Linked DNA regions of Homo sapiens: region 2 is linked to region 1. Evidence: read pairs that join two places in POLR2A ChIA-PET (ENCODE). Cell type or tissue: A673. All regions are shown on one strand.

What was found. Peaks named below come from ENCODE experiments on the same cell type or tissue, not always from the same donor. Only the 100,000 strongest peaks of a DNase experiment are listed, where the experiment ranks them.
Region 2: POLR2A ChIA-PET joins it to region 1 with 15 read pairs; 2 of 35 experiments call an interaction of 5 or more read pairs at or near these places.

What each region holds. Positions count from the first base shown.
Region 1 is chr1:89,281,768-89,289,767 of GRCh38, forward strand. It overlaps the pseudogene LOC100421401 and the pseudogene LOC729930. Among named protein-coding and RNA genes, the nearest start is that of GBP5, 13 kb to the left of the region's middle. In A673, no CTCF peak of the experiment used is centred here; no DNase peak of the experiment used is centred here.
Region 2 is chr1:90,281,446-90,289,445 of GRCh38, forward strand. LOC105378849 (a long non-coding RNA gene) reads left to right here. Exons shown (of 4, transcript XR_007066216.1): 3 at 116-245; 4 at 2,361-3,785. LOC107985088 (a long non-coding RNA gene) reads right to left here. Exons shown (of 6, transcript XR_001738146.3): 2 at 5,643-5,817; 3 at 3,780-3,884; 4 at 678-991; 5 at 177-404. Among named protein-coding and RNA genes, the nearest start is that of LINC02787, 260 kb to the right of the region's middle. In A673, CTCF peaks have their summits at 5,778 and 5,984; DNase peaks (open chromatin) are centred at 3,996 and 5,906.

The sequences.
Region 1 (8,000 bases):
AGCAAACATACAAATATATACTTAGACACATGTAGTAAATCAGTAGTTCAGAAGATCCTGACTAAGCTAAGCAATCAGGATAAATTTGCCAAATTGAAGAAGAGATCATATTGGGAGCAGGACAGCTATTTAAGGAGTTTTAAGTCATATCCTATATGAGAATAGATGTACCTTTGCTCTGATTAAAAGAGAAGTCTCTCCTGATAAAAGGAACATCTTGTGAACACTAACATGGTGAATTAGTTTGTTTTCACACTGCTGACAAAGACATACCTGAGTCTGTGCAATTTACAAAAGAAAGAGGTTTATTGGACTTGCAGTTCCATGTGGCTAGGGAAGCCTCACAATCGTGGCAGAAGGTGAAAGTCACATCTTACATGACGGCAGACGAAAGAAGAGCCTGTGCAGGGAAACTGCCCCTTATATTACCATCAGATCTCATGAAACTTATTCACATATCATGAGAACAGCATAGGAAAGACCTACCCCAATGATTCAGTTACCTCTCACCAGGTTCCTCCCACAACATGTGGTAATTCAAGATGAGATTTGGATGGAGACACAGCCAAACCATATCATCTGGTCTCAAAAATGAAAAGATGCAATTATTTGGATATAAAATCAAAACAGGTACTGAATGAGAAGAATGAATGCTGCTCAAAACTGATTAATGTTAAGAAAATTAGATCAAGAAATTCTCCTCAAAAGCATAGTAAATGAATATAGACCCACCATGAAAGAAAACACACAGAGAATAAATCCAGGAGGTGCATTATCTGCATTATAGGAGTTCCAGATGGAGGAATAGAAGCAAAAGGATTCCCAAAAATAATTAAAGAATACCATAAGAACATTATCTTAAAAGACATATTTATATCTATCCTGGTGCAGTTTCCAAAGTCCAAAGATAATTAAAAGTTTTCCAATGGACTATTATTTACCTATAATGTAAGGAGTATCAAGCTTCTCATCCCTAATGCTATAGAAAACATGATCTGGTGATGTAGAATTTTATTATTATTATTATTATCATCATTATTTTGAGATGGAGTCTTGCTCTGTCACCCAGGCTGGAGTGCAGTGGTGCTATCTTGGCTCACTGTAACCTCTGCCTCCAGTGTTCAAGTGATTCTCCTGCCTCAGCCTCCCTACTAGCTAGGATTACAGGTGCACACCACCTTGCCTGGCTAATTTTTGTATTTTTAGTAGAGTTGGGGTTTTGCCATGTTCACCAGGCTAGTCTCAAACTCCTGACCTCAGGTGATCCGTCCACCTCGGCCTCCCAAAGTGCTGGGATTACAGGTGTGAGCCACCACACCTGGTCGAATTTTATGTAAAGAAAAAATGCCATTTATAGATACATGCAAAATAAATACTTTTCCTAATAATGAAGAACTTGTAAAGTTTATGATACATGACATTCTTGACAGAGAAATACAAAAACATATGATCATTACTGATGGCAGTAAAAGTATGGTAAAACCTAAGTAACACCTGGTAATGTATTTGGAAATACATTACAAATGCTAAAAATATTTTTTTCTTAGAAAATGTCTATTTAGTGTTTAAGTTTCCTTGTCTGCAGAAGGGGATATTGAATAGGTGATCTCACTGCAAAGCCCTGCTCTGCTGTGTTCCCTTCTTCAACCTGAACTTTCTCTAGCTGGGTCAGTTGGCCCCAGTCTCTTTCTCAGGCCACTATTTGTTCTCAAAGTACACTGGGACTTGTAGACAACACTTCAGCCTCTGAAGACCAACACACTGTAGTTCTGCAAGATCAACAAATTGACTCCTACCTAATTCCTGAGCTCCTATAACCCACTGAGTAGTCATGTCTTATGAATGGGCTTCTGTGTCCCCCATTTCTGAGTCCATATACTGTTAATGGCATCTCAGCATCTTACCACCTCTTTGTACTTGGCCCTGGCTTGTTTCATGGTAGCTCACCTCTGAGGCACTGGAGCCCTGGCCATAAATTCTTCTCTGAACACAATGCCCTAATTGCTGTACCAAGTTTGGAACTTCCTAGAGACTTGTTGAATGGCTTTGCTCAAAATGCTGATAGCAATATAGACAATGAAATCCAGGCTGAGGTGGTCTCAGATGGAGATAAGGAACTTATTGGGAACTGGAGCAAAGGTGACTCTTGTTATGTTTTAGCAAAGAGATGGGTGGCATTTTGCTCGTGCCCTAGAGATTTTGGAACTTTGAACTTGAGAGAGATGATTTAGGTATCTGGCAGAATAAAATTTTTAAACAGCGAAGCATTCCAGAGGTGACTTGGGTGCTGTTAAAAACATTGAGTTTTATAAGGGATGCAGAGCATAAAAGTTCAGCAAATTTGCAGCCTGACAATGTGATAGAAAAGGAAATCCCGTATTCTGAGAAGAAATTCAAGCCAGCTGCAGAGATTTGCATAAGTAATGTGTAGCTGAATATTAATCCCCAAGACAGTGGGGAAAATGTCTCCAGGGCATGTCAGAGGTCTTCTCAGCAGCCCCTCCCATCACAGACTCTGAGGCCTAGGAGGAAAAAGTGGTTTCCTGGGCCAGGCCCAGGGTCCCCATGCTGTGTGCAGCCTAGGGACTTGATGCCCTGCCTCCAAGCTGCTCCAGCCATAGCTAAAATGCGCCAATGTAGAGCTCAGGCTGTGGCTTTAGAGGGTGCAAGCCTCAAACCTTGGCCACTTCCACGTGGTGTTGAGCCTGCCAGTGCACAGAGGTCAAGAATTGGGGTTTGGGAACCTCTGCCTAGATTTCAGAGGATGTATGGAAATGCCTGGACGTCTGGGCAGAAGTTTGCTGCAAGGGTGGGGCTCTCATGGAGAACATCTGCTAGGGCAGTGTGGAAGGGAAATGTGGGGTCAGAGCCTCCACACAGAGTCCCTACTGGAGCACTGCCTAGTGGAGCTGTGAGAAGAGGGCTACCATCCTCCAGACCCCAGAATGGTAGATACACTGATAGCTTGGACCATGCGCCTGGAAAAGCTTCACTCAATCCCAGCACATGAAGGCAGCTCAGAGGGAGGCTGTACCCTGCCAAACCACAGGTACAGAGCTGCCCAAGACCATGGGAGCTCACCTCTTGCATCAGCGTGACCTGGATGTGAGATATGGAGTCAAAGGTTATCATTTTGGAACTTTAAGATTTGACTGCCCTGCTGGATTTTGGACTTGCATGGGGCCTGTAGCGCCTTTGTTTAGGCCAATTTCTCCCATTTGGAATGGCTGTATTTACCCGATGCCTGTACCTCCATTGTATCTCAGAAGTAACTAACTTGCTTTTGATTTTACAGGCTCATAGGTGGAAGGGACTTGTTTTGTCTTAGATGAGACTTTGGACTATGGACTTTTGAGTTAATGCTGAAATGAGTTTAGACTTTGGGCTATTGTTGGGAAGGCATAATTGGTGTTGAATGTGAGGACTGGATTTGGGAGGGGCTGCAGTGAAATGATATGGTTTGGCTGTGTCCCCCACCCAAATCTCATTTTTAATTCCCACGTGTTGTGGGAGGGACCCAGTGAGAGATAATTGAATCATAAGGGCAGGCCTTTCCTTTGCTGTTCTCATGATAGTTGAATGGGTCTTATGAGATCTGAGGGGTTTTAAAAAGGGAGTTTCTCTGCACAAGCTCTCTCTTTGCCTGCCGCTATCCACGTAACATGTGACTTGCTCCTCCTTGCCTTCTGCCATGATTGTGAGGTTTCCACAGCCTTAGTGACTAAGACATAGTCACTGTCTTAGACTGTTTGTGTTGCTACAGCAGAATCCCTGTTTTATTAAAAAACAATTGAGAGACGTTTACTTGGATAATGATTCTGATGTCTAGAAAGGCCAAGGTTGGGCAGATGTATCTGATGAGAGCTTTGTGTTATGCCCATTCATGGAAGAAAGAAGAAGCAGGGGTGAGTGTGTGCAAAGAGATCACGTGGGGAGGGAGAAAGCAAGGAAGAAATACTGAGGAAGGTAAACTCTTTTTAACAACCTGCGTCCTTGGGAACTAATCTACTCCTGCAAGAGTGAGAATTTACTGGCCCCAGTGGAAGGTCACTAATCTATTCATGAGGGATCTGCCCCCATGACCTAAACATCTCCCACTAGCCTCAATTCCCAACACTACCACATGCGGTATCAAATTTTAACATGAGCTTTGACAGACAGAAACCACATCCAAACCATAGCAGTCACCTACTGAAACAAAACATATTTTCTACCTCAAGCATACCATCTCAAACTGCATGCCCTCCCAAAGGAAAAGAAAGCAAATTGAGGACTGATTCTTATTATTTTCCTGTAATATTTGGGTGGTTTCAAGGGCATGCTGAGACCACGCTGGGCCACTGCCGATTCTTGCTGTACGACTATTGTAGTAATGATGAAGGTGACCTCATTTTCTGATGGTTGGGGTAATTATTTAATCTGAGAAAGCAGGATATAGCACCTTCTGTAGCCTTCACTCTCAAATGGAAGACAATCAAAAAAGCACATATGGGTGTAATAAATTTTACTGAAGATATGCATATGGGCAGCCGTGTTTTTCCTATGTTTCCTTTGCCCATCACAAATTGAGGGGACCCTCAAGCTCTCACTATACTGAAGAATATCCCCTTTCCGCATTTCTACCTTCACTCTGTCCTCTTCCTCATTCTATCTTCTTTTCTCCTACCCACTACTTTGCTTTTAGGAGCAAATAAAAATTCTCCCACAGAGCAATTTGGCATAATTTGTTATTAGGTTTCCTCTAGTACTTCAATCCTTATATTTTCTCTGTCCGCTCCAATAGACACATCATGAGGTTTTACAAATATGAGCATTTCCCTGTCTGAGCGTGTTGGGGTCAAATGTTCAAATAATAAAACTCAGCTTTACCTTTTATAATATGTTATTTCAGTAGCTATTTTGCTGCAGGAGAGGAGGAGACTGCCAAAACAATGACAGTTGCAAATAGTGCAGACACTGGACTTTGGAAACTCTGTGGAAAAATGTACCACAGGAAGACAGAAGCATAGGGTTTAAATTGAATAGACATTTTGAGAAGTCTAGGAAAGTTCCTATCTAAGCAGTAGCTGCACATGCCATAAAATTTGTCTGGACCTTGAAGCACAGGTGGCCCCAATGGAAGAATGTGATATCTGAAGAGTGTCTGCAGAAGCACCCAACAGAATAGTGGTTTAGTTATCCTTGCATAATTTTTTTACGTGGTGTGCTGCAAGTTTAGATTTTTTTTAAAAAATCATGTTTTTGTTTTTCTAGAACAGAAAAGCAACTGATTTCCTAGAATCGAGCCTAGTATGTAGGTAGCTCTTTGTTGCTTTCAGTTTCAATATGAATTATATTTCAGGAAATGTTTTAAGTAGACTTGAATTGGCCCAAGAGGCTGCTTTTCTGGCTGCAAAACTGTTACACTAGGTCATTTTAAAGCATAATGTCTGAAAGCATATACAATTTGGAGGGAATAAGGGAGAAACATCATTATTTTAGACTTCCAGCACCTCCTTGTTTGTTGTTGTTTTTCAAGTGCCATGCACTCAGCCCTTAAAAATGTTTGTACAAACAAGTTTATCATTATAAGAAGCTGAAGACAGGCCTCTTCCCAGGGCTGACTTAATAACTTGGTCATCATTTTCAGTGGTCTTCAATTCATTCTCCATGTGCTAGACTCAGTGATTTAAAACACACACACATAAATTGAATTATGTCACTTTTTTGCACAAAAGTCTAAAAATATTCCTATTGCACTTAGGCAAAAATCCTGTCTCCACACTATGGCCTGCAAGATTCTACACGATCTGGTTCCTGCCTGTCCCTCTCTAAACCCAGTCTATTTCAGCTTCACTACATGAACTTTCAGTCTGGATCAAACATGCCAAGATATTCCCTAATCAGGAACTTTGCACAAAATCCCTCTGCCTGGCACTCATTTTCCTTTCCTGACTAAACCGTACTCACTAAAACCTCAACTCTGCTTTCCTCAGGGAAATATTTCTGACCTGCTAATCTAAATTAGGTCACTTTTCTACATTTACTTGTGACATTCTGTGCTATTCCTTTACAATGCTTATCAGAAATTAAAACATATTTGTTGATATGACAAATTGTTAATGTCTGTTTTCTGGACTAAAAACATCTAAGAACCATAGCAGTTTTGCTGATGTCATCACCTTTCCCTAGTGTCCAGCACGTGGTCAGCGGTCAATGTTCATTTATTGAATGATTGAACGCAATCCATGTTTAAAAGTGCTTACTTTGTTGTCATTCAGCACATATGAGTTTGGTTCTTTGCATCGCGGCCTTTTGATCTCATAGAACAACTATGGAAATCCCAACTCAAAATGCTCAAACATGATTTAGTGAATATGAGCCCATGTTACTCTTGTATTTGTTACTGTTGTTGTCATCATCATTGTCATTCTATCATGTTAGGTTTCATTTTGATGGTTCTGTGACTTGAAAGAAATCCTTGTTTCTATAAGATAAATGTGTTGTATAAAGAGGCAGTAAGCTTAGGGGTTTCACTTGGGCTTGTTTCATAATTTTAGCAATGGTACTGGATTTCATTCTAATATCAATTATTTACTTGTTATTATTCTGAATAGAAAATACAAATAATTACAAGAGACTTCTGATTCTGGCAGCATTTTGAACTAGATTAGTTAAAACTTTATTATAAAACAATGAAAAATTAATAAAACAGGGCAAACATCTTTTCTCATTGTTTTCCAGGGCTGACACAAGTAAATACCACATTCCTTCCTCAGTCCCCACAAAGGTCATGTCCTTCTCACATAAGAAATACATTCATCCCAACCCAACATCCTCAAAAGTATTAACCCATTCTAGCATCAACTCGAAATCCAAATCTCATCTAAATCAAGAATGGGTAAGATTACAGGTATGAATCATGCTGGGGAGAAGTTCATCTCCAGCTGTGAACCTGGAAAAACAGACAAGTTATCTGCTTCCAAAATACAATGGTGACAGGTAAAGGATAGACATTCTCATTTCAGATGAAAGAAATTAGAAGGAAGGGGATCTTGTATCCCAAGCAAGTCAGAAACATAGCATGACAAATTCCATTAGATTTTGACGCTTGAGAATCATCCTCTTTGCCACCTTGCTCTGTTCTCTGGGCCCACACTGGGGTGGTGGACTGATCCTACAGGCCCACCCAGGCAACAACCCCACCTTCTCAGGCCTGGGTGGTAGCTCCACTTTCCGGAGCCAAGGAGAAGATAGCTCCATCTCCTGGGCCTGTGTCCTCTGGGCCCATGTTGGCAGCCCAGCTGGACTCTACATTCGTGGTTCTGCAAAGTTATTCTTCCTTCATTTCATCCTGTCTCTGTCTCTTTTCCTCGAGACTAGCAATGTTTCTGCTTGGGTAAAATTCTCAAAAATCTTGTGCAATTTACAAGGGTTTGCACCATCAGAAAAAGTCTTCTACAGATCATTTCTGACTAACTACATCTCTATTACTGACTTCTACTGAGATCGATTGATTGGATTCATGAGTCACATGCCTAATATCTTTAGCAAATGATTGTCCAGCCACCCCCTTGTCACTGTGTCCAGAGCATGCTATCTGGATAGGCTGAGAATCTTCCAAATCATTAAGTGTTACTTTTTTTTAGTTGCTTAGTTGTTTCTTCTTCCATTTATCTGTCTCCTTTCATTTTATCACAGTAGCAAGAAGAAAACTGGCTGTACCTTTAATTCTTTGTTTAGAAATCCCCTCAGCTAAATATCATCAAAAGGTCTAATTTCCACAAAACACTGGAACACAATTTGGCCAAGTTCTCTGCCACTTTTATTTATTTATTTTATTTTTTTATAGTTGGATTATTTTTTATTCTAATGTTACTTGAATAAGAACAAAATTAAAATAAACACACAAAAAAATGCCTCTGTGAATCAGTCACAGGGTTCCTGTAAGTCTGGGCTGGTGTCCTTTCTCTTCTGCTTGCCTAGCTCTTTGATGGTCTCTGTCTCTGCAGGACTAAACT
Region 2 (8,000 bases), 1.0 Mb after region 1:
ACTTCCAAAGCCTATGTTCTTAACCATTATGCCACTCTGTGTTGTGACAGCGCCAAACATACTTTCATTCATGTATATTTTTTAACTGATCATATTCTTGTGTGATTTCTTTCAGAAAGGCTTTTACATCAAATATTGATAACGATAATAATGATTAACACATGTGGAGCACTTACCATCTCTCAAGCACTGCTCTAGAGCTTTCCATGAAAGAATCCCTCTAATCTTCAGAACAATCCTGTGAGGTAGGTGCTACTATTACTCTGTTTTCACAAGTAAAGAAACTAAGCACAGCAGATCCAAAGTCATGCTGCAGGGTGCTGTGTAGAATGGCTCCCAGGACACTGGGAAAGCTCTTCTGCACCCCAGTATCTTCTCTATTGGTTCATTAATGTCTGATATTCCTGCACAAGAAAACACAGCATAGAGAGAAAGCTTAATATGTATATACACTGAGAGATAAGGCATTTACCTAACATCTCATTATAGGTATTAGAAATGCAGTCTCAAGAGCAGGTTCTCGTGGGGTGACAGGCAGGGTATTCTAGGGGAAGGAACACCCCAAGAAAGGTAGCATTACAAAGGAAGAGGAGAAAGAAAGAAGTAAATGAGGAGACACTGATTTTCTTCCATTGCAAATTTTCCCAAGGCTGGCCCCTTTCCTATTACATTCTTACCCAGTAACTCATACTTTCCCTAGAGCTCTTGCAAGCAAGAACTATTGAGAAAGTAGCCCATCTGAAAGTATATTTCCTGCTGTTTATCTGCTTCCAGAACTGGCTGAAGTTTACTTTTTGGTACTCCAGAGACCTAGCTTCTTCTTGCCTTCTTCCAATGTGGTCTATTTAATCTCCTGTCGTGTGGGAAATTATGTTCAAAATCTCCGTGATCCTCTGTCCATAGTAAGTTATGCATGTAGTGACAAGTACATGCCACAAGGTCTTGAGATTATATCTGCAATGTGTTGCTGCTGGCTGTTGATCAAGATAGGCTGGAAGAAAAACATTATTTTCAGGTGTGAAAAAGCGTCACCTTTATCAAATAATTCTTCTTGCATTTTTCCCAAGACGTTGTGGCCTATTTAAACTTGGGAGGTTAAGTTTGTAGCATTCATTATGACTGAAAATTTAGTTCACACAATCATGATGCTCTCTTTATTAGGTGTTACCGTTAAACAATATTAAAATAAACACAATGTGGCTGGTCTTTTGTAAGCTACATGGCATGTTTACTTCTTTGCCTGGCTTCTTAATTGCATTTATTCATCTTTCCGAATACCAGTGTCACTGTCACCCACAATATTTGCTGTTTTGAGTATGTGGTTTACATTTTATTTTGCCCAATGATAGAATATGATGGGGACATCTTATCTGAGTGTTTTGCAGTATGCTGTAGTTTGAATTCTTGGCTGTTGGTTTCCCAGAGTCCCAGCTCCTGCCACTGTATTCTGCTTTTGTAAATGGAGAATAATGGCACTAAAAGAATTTCGCCTAAGAATCTCATGACCGTGGAGAAGAAGGACCATGGAAATGCTAAAGCATACCACTCGGCTTCTGTAAATCATGCAGAGGATCATGAAAATGATTGAAAGTAACGTATCCCAAACAAAGAAGCCAGCTGTACCATTAAAGACCTGTGTCTGGCTGTTAAAAAAAAACACACACACACACAATGGAAAGAATAACCTTGCTATACATCTTGTTCAAAACACTGCAGCAGATTGAGTCATCTAGACCCAGTTTCAGAAGAAATGTTAAATACTGATAGGGGCATATTCAAGACCTTTAAGATTTTTTGGGGGAGGAGGGGGGAACATAAAAAAGCAATAATAAAGATAAATTTGAATGCAGGAAAAATACACATAATCCATGAACTCAACACCTGTTTTTGCATGTTTATCATCTTTGTCCCTATGTAGATCTATGTTTTCTTTCATAGTTGGAGTCACAGAATATATACTATTCTCTAAGCTTTTATTCTTTAACATTATAGAAGAATGTTGTTCCATGTTACCACATAGCCAACTGTTTCAAAACTTGTTTAATAAATTCTGTGTTGTTGTTTTCACAGGAAGAAACAAGCACATATATATTACTTGTTGTTTGTTTTCTTCTGTTGAATCATACTCTTGGAATAAATTGTTTTCAGTGAGGTTATTGGTTCCAAAAAGTATAGACATTTTGGCTATCTTTAGTTAGTTGTATTGCTTTCCAAAGAAGTGATAGAAATTATACTTGCCACCCCAACAGTGAAAGTGTAGTAGTTTAATTTCAATGTAACAGAGGATGCTACTGTTGCTATTATATCTTCTATTACACTGAAAATCTTTAAAATTTAAAGCAAGCTGGATTGTCTTTCAGGAGCTGCTGCCAAATCAACACCTCGATATGTTTGTTCTTGGAGAGAAATGAGCTAAGGAGGAAGACCGTCTAAAAATACCACTGGACAATTTGTACTCACTGGAGTGGTCTCTATGGGGCAAAAGGTTTTTAGAGTGGCTCGTGGATTTTCTGGCAAGTGGCAAACCATACAAGAGCTACGTCAGGCCAGGAAGACAGGTACAGCCCTGTCGGTGTCAAAGAAGAACACCGGTAGCAGAAGAGCTAAGAGTGAATGAAAATGGAATTATCTTTACTTCTAGGACTTGTCTATTGAGAAACAGCAGCGCTGGCAACCATTTACTACCAACAAGAGGCAGTTGCAAGAGAAGAATATAAAATATGCTCTGCTCAACCCCACAAAACTCAGAGTGTCTCACAATGGCCAATTTATTATTTTTACCCTGTCCAGTGACATGGAAGGATGCATCAGGGAGCTGCTAGCCTCTGCGATGAATAACTTAAGTCAGGCTGCAACATGTGAAATAATTCAGCTGACCAGGATTTATAACACTAGCTAGATTTTTTGCTTTCTTTGGGGTTCATGAAGCATGGTGTTGTGAGATACCACAGGAGTCCCGGAGTAAAGTTACATACCTATTGCTCTTCCTTATTTTTATTTTTTGGTATTTTCATATTATTTTATTGCCTAGTCCAAATGTCTTCCTAAGCAGGGTCCAGCCTCCTAGGGGACACGTCTCTTCTGACTTTGAAAATTAGAACCACAGACAGATAAGACTTCTAAATACTCTGTTTTTATACCCTCTTCTTCACATACCTAGTCCCAGGTGGTTTTGACTCCCTGATGCTGTGTTGATTGTGTTGGCCTTCAATTTATTTTGCTCAATTATTTATGTGCATCTGCCCAAATAAGAGGTGTGGCAATGCAGTGGCATGCTTACAATTCAGCCCATCTCACTCCCTGGTTCATATGTCAGTTTGCAGGATGGCTTGCTAGATTTGCAAAGGGGTGTGGGGGACAGTTTCCATCTGCTGCCATTGCAAAACACATCTTTCAGGGGCTACCTGGCAGGGCTGTTTTCTTTCCAGGTAAGGTTCAGGGACATTTCCATGCACTGAGTAGAGTCTGGATCTTTGTTTTCCAGGTGCCTCAGAAGACTAGGACATGGGGCAATTGCAAATCCTGGTCTTTGTACATTACATAGAACTTAGGGTAGGAAGGGACTTCAGAAGATCATCAGGTCAAATTTCCCACTTCCTTGGAATTCTCATTTTTTAGAGGACCAATGGTTGGCAACATCCCTTTTTTGTGTTGTCATTTGGAAATTGTGTTAAAAGCCATTCTTTCACAGTTGCTCTGTGGTCCTTCCAATTTTCACTTTAACTGGGAAATTTTAATGAGATCCTTCAAGCAATTAAAAGAGTAGAAAAAATACTCACAGAAGCAGAATTTGGAGGGTAGCTATGGCTTTTCTCTGTTGACAAACCCCCTTTTGACTTCTTGACATCACTGAATCAAGTCTTAGTGTCTTGAGAGGTTACTGCCTGAATACAGGTTAAATATGTTAATATTCACTGATTGGAGGAAAGTACCATGAGCAAATCTAATGCAGGATCCTGGAATGCTGAGGGCATTAGTGGCTCCATAAAATGTAAATGCATTCTTAATTATCTCAAGTCACTGCACGCCCAAGTAGCTCTTTTGTAAGAAAAACACAGCTTACTGATAATGAGCATGAAAATTACTAAGAGATTGGTGGAGTAAATCTCTTAAACCTCCTTTCTTTTCTTTTCTTTTTTTCTTCTCCAAATTTTGATGTGACTTCGCTAATTTGAGTATGTGTCTCTTTTTAGATTCTACAGATAACCTTAGGGCCCCACAAGGCATTTTGGGTGATTGAAATAATAGCAGTTTGTACCTTACGGGAACCTCTAAAGATGATGATGATTATTATTATTATCATGACTGATTTTATTGAATCTATGAGGCTTATGAGGTCTTAAGTTCAAGATCAGCCTGGCCAACATGGTGAAACCCTGTCTCTACTAAAAACACAAAAATTAGCTGGGCATGGTAGTGGGCCCCTGTAATCCCAGCTACTCAGGAGGCTGAGGCGGGAGAATCACTTGATCCTGGGAGGTGGAGGTTGCAGTGAGCTGAGATTGCACCAGCCTGGGTAATGGCCTGGGCAACAGACAAAAAAAAAAAAAAAAAAAAAAAAAAAAAGAAATTCAGGTTGTACCCACTAGTTGCAGAGTGATTTTATTTTTATTTATTTATTTTGAGATGGAGTCTTGCTCTGTCACCTAGGCTGGAGTGGAGTGGCAGGATCTCGGCTCACTGCAACCTCCACCTCCCGGGTTCAAGCAATTCTCCTGCCTCAGCCTCCTGAGTAGCTGGGATTACAGGAGCCCACCACCACACCCAGCTAATTTTTTGTATTTTTAGTGGAGATGGGGTTTCATCATGTTGTCCAGGCTGGTCTTGAATTCTTGACCTCAGGTGATCCACCCTCCTAGGCCTCCCAAAGTGCTGGGATTACAGGAATGAGCCACCAAGTCCTGCAGTGATGTTCTATTTAAATGTGTGTTTTATAGGTTGCCTCATTTTCTGGTCACAGGGTCCCCACAAAGCAAGCATTATTACTTATTATTGCCATTTTTCAACGGGAAAACAGAAATACAGGAGGACAAATGACTTTCCGTTGGTCATTCAGCCTGTAAGTGGGAATTGAGAGCAGGATCTCAGGTACTCTGACCTGCTCTGTGCTCTCTCTTTCACTTAGCTTTCCAGTTTCTTTAAGCCAAGTATTGGAAGTGATTTGAAAGCTGCATTCTCAGCCTATTGGAAAGTGGTTCACCAGAGGTGTTTCTTCACCACTCTCATTCTTTAATGTTACCTGACACCAAAGATCTCATGATGGGAAATACTGAATGTGGATTTGGCCTGTCTGCTGACACCATCCTGTCACGCATCACAAAATTACCCAAGCTCATCCTTCTGATTGGAAGCACTTGGGTGGTGGAAGGTGGGGCCTTTGTTGATATCCCTACTACCCTCCATGAACTAAGGTATGGCTGGCCAGTGATCCTCATTGACATTTGGGGATTCTGTGTAGAATTAAGAGCATCCATTGTGAGTGCTGAGACCTGAGACAATGCACCAAGTAGGGCAGAAGTGTGTTGCATCAGTACCTTGACAATACAGTCTATTCTCTTATGTTCAAGACGTGAGCCACCACTGCTATCACACTGACCCCAAGTGGCTGCGATTTCAGCAAGATGGGAATACCAGTCACCTACCTTCTTCTTGACTGTGTTCTGCTGGGCTTCCTGATAAAAGATGTTTATTCAGAGAGAAAGAGACAGGAGAGTGAGGTGGCACACAAACTGCTATCCCAGACTTTGCCCAGGTTTTAGAGTTAAGATCTTCTTTGAAGGCTCTGAAATCTGGGACAGTCCTTACCATGACTGAAACCTGGAGAGGAGATGTGGACAGAGGATCATTTTTGTGTTAAGTCCCTAGGTGGCCCTCTTCTCTTCTTCATAACAATTTGTGTTGTGCCTGGGCCCTTGTTAAGTCCTCTTTGCATTATCTCTGGCTGTGACTAGCACAACATGTGCTCTCCTTCCACTTTCAGCCTGGAAGATCCAACTTCTGAGCCCTGAATGACAGACCAGCTTCATAATGGGAAGCTGACACCAGGCTGGCTTCAAGGGCTATGACCTGTGCAGTTGCAGAAAGCCTTGATCTCAGAAGGGTTGTGCGCTTAGTTTACAATGCTCTGCTGTTGCATCTTGAAATTCTTAATTTTTTATCAAGGATCCCTATATTTTCATTTTGCGCTGGGTCCTACTAACTATGTAGCTCATCCTGCCAACATCATTGGCTTCCCTGAGTATGAGAGTTCAGAAGAAACTTAGATGCTATTGTCTGATTCAGTCATGGCAGCTTACAAAAAGGAATGTGGGGAGCAGTCACTGGGTGACTAGCCTGAGGTTACTCAGGAAGTTAGAGGCAGAGCTGCAATCAGGACCACTTCTCTTTACTGCTAGCTGTATGCTCTTTCTACTGCACCCTGGTCATAAAACATCTCCCAACCCAGGAACAAGTTCTACCTCGTAGGTGGGCACAGTAGCGTGATCACTCTCTCAGTCATCTGTACTCCTCCTTTGCTTTGACCAAAGAGATAGGAAGGGACCTTTTGCCCACATAAAACACCTCTCAAAGGCTTGGCAACAACAGATAATGGAGAGTGTTGGCCTAAGACCAATGTTTCAACCATGGTGTCAAACAATATTTTGTGTCAGTAAAGAAAAGCTATATCACAAGTGGATTATTACTAATAATCAGACTAGTGGTACTTGTGAATGATTTGGTTTCATACTCACACTAGGACAACTATGCACACTGAGTATAACTGACCTTATGAGAACATCATTCTCACTAAGATTATGATGTGCTTTCTTGTGTGGGAACTGTACATAATATTGAGTGTACCCTTGGGAGGATGTCCTGCCCTATGATATTGTCTGTTGTGGGAAGAAGAGTGGTTGAGAACTGAGGATATATTAAACATTTACTCATCCAGATTTTTCAAGATTTACGTTAAGCCAGATCAGAAGAAAGCCATCTATTTGAATTGCATCACTCTAACCCCTTAAGTTGAACTGTCTATACGGAATTATAATTTCACAGTATGTCCAGATTACTTACCTGGAGCCAATTTGGGGCACCAACAGGACTAGTAAAACATCTTTGCACTTTGGGTCACATTGCTATCAAAGACCTTGTACATCATGTCATTCAAGAACCTTTATATTAGGATTCTTATGGAAAATCCTTCCCAAAGTTTAACCCTATGATAAAGGGTTTTTTTCTCCTGGTAACATGGTGGACAATTGGGAACTGTTTAACCCAAGGCATTGATTTCATTGTTTTGGTTGCCAAGAAGTATGGATGATGCTCAGAATAGGTTTTCTTGCTTTCAACTGCTAATTCCTTTATTTCTTTGATTTTTCTTTTTAAGAAATTTAATGTATTTAATAATAAATCATAAATTATCAATAGACAAATTAGCATAGAATGGTTTGGAATAATGCTTAAAGATCTCCCATTGAAAAAGATCCCAGTACCGTAGGGTTCACAGCTGAGTGTTAACTGAACTTTAACAAATTCTGATTTCATTTAAAATGATCAAAGCCTAGAAAAAAAATTCCTGCAGATCATATGGGGCACCTAATAACAACAAAAAAAAAGAAACAAAGAGGGGTGACTTTCTCCAATTAATTTTATAGTGTAATATCAAAGCTTGATAGTTAATATATTTCATCTAATGTAGGATGTCAATGTTTAGAAATCAGACATTATTTCATGTACCATTATAGATATACTGCCAATTAAACTGTGACTTCCTTAACAAAAGCAAAAAAGGGAATTTTAAAGATATTAAGAACATGCAAAGAAGAATATAAGCGCTAGACTCCCAACCCCCTCAATTAACTTGTTAATATTTTATTGTATTGGTTTTCAGTAATTATTTTTAATAAAATAAAGCATTATTAGCTAATGTTCCACTCCTGCCACCCCAATCTCATTCTCCTTCTAGGTCCCCAGGGACAATTGCTAAAATGAATTTGTTGTATATTTTAAAGTCAATT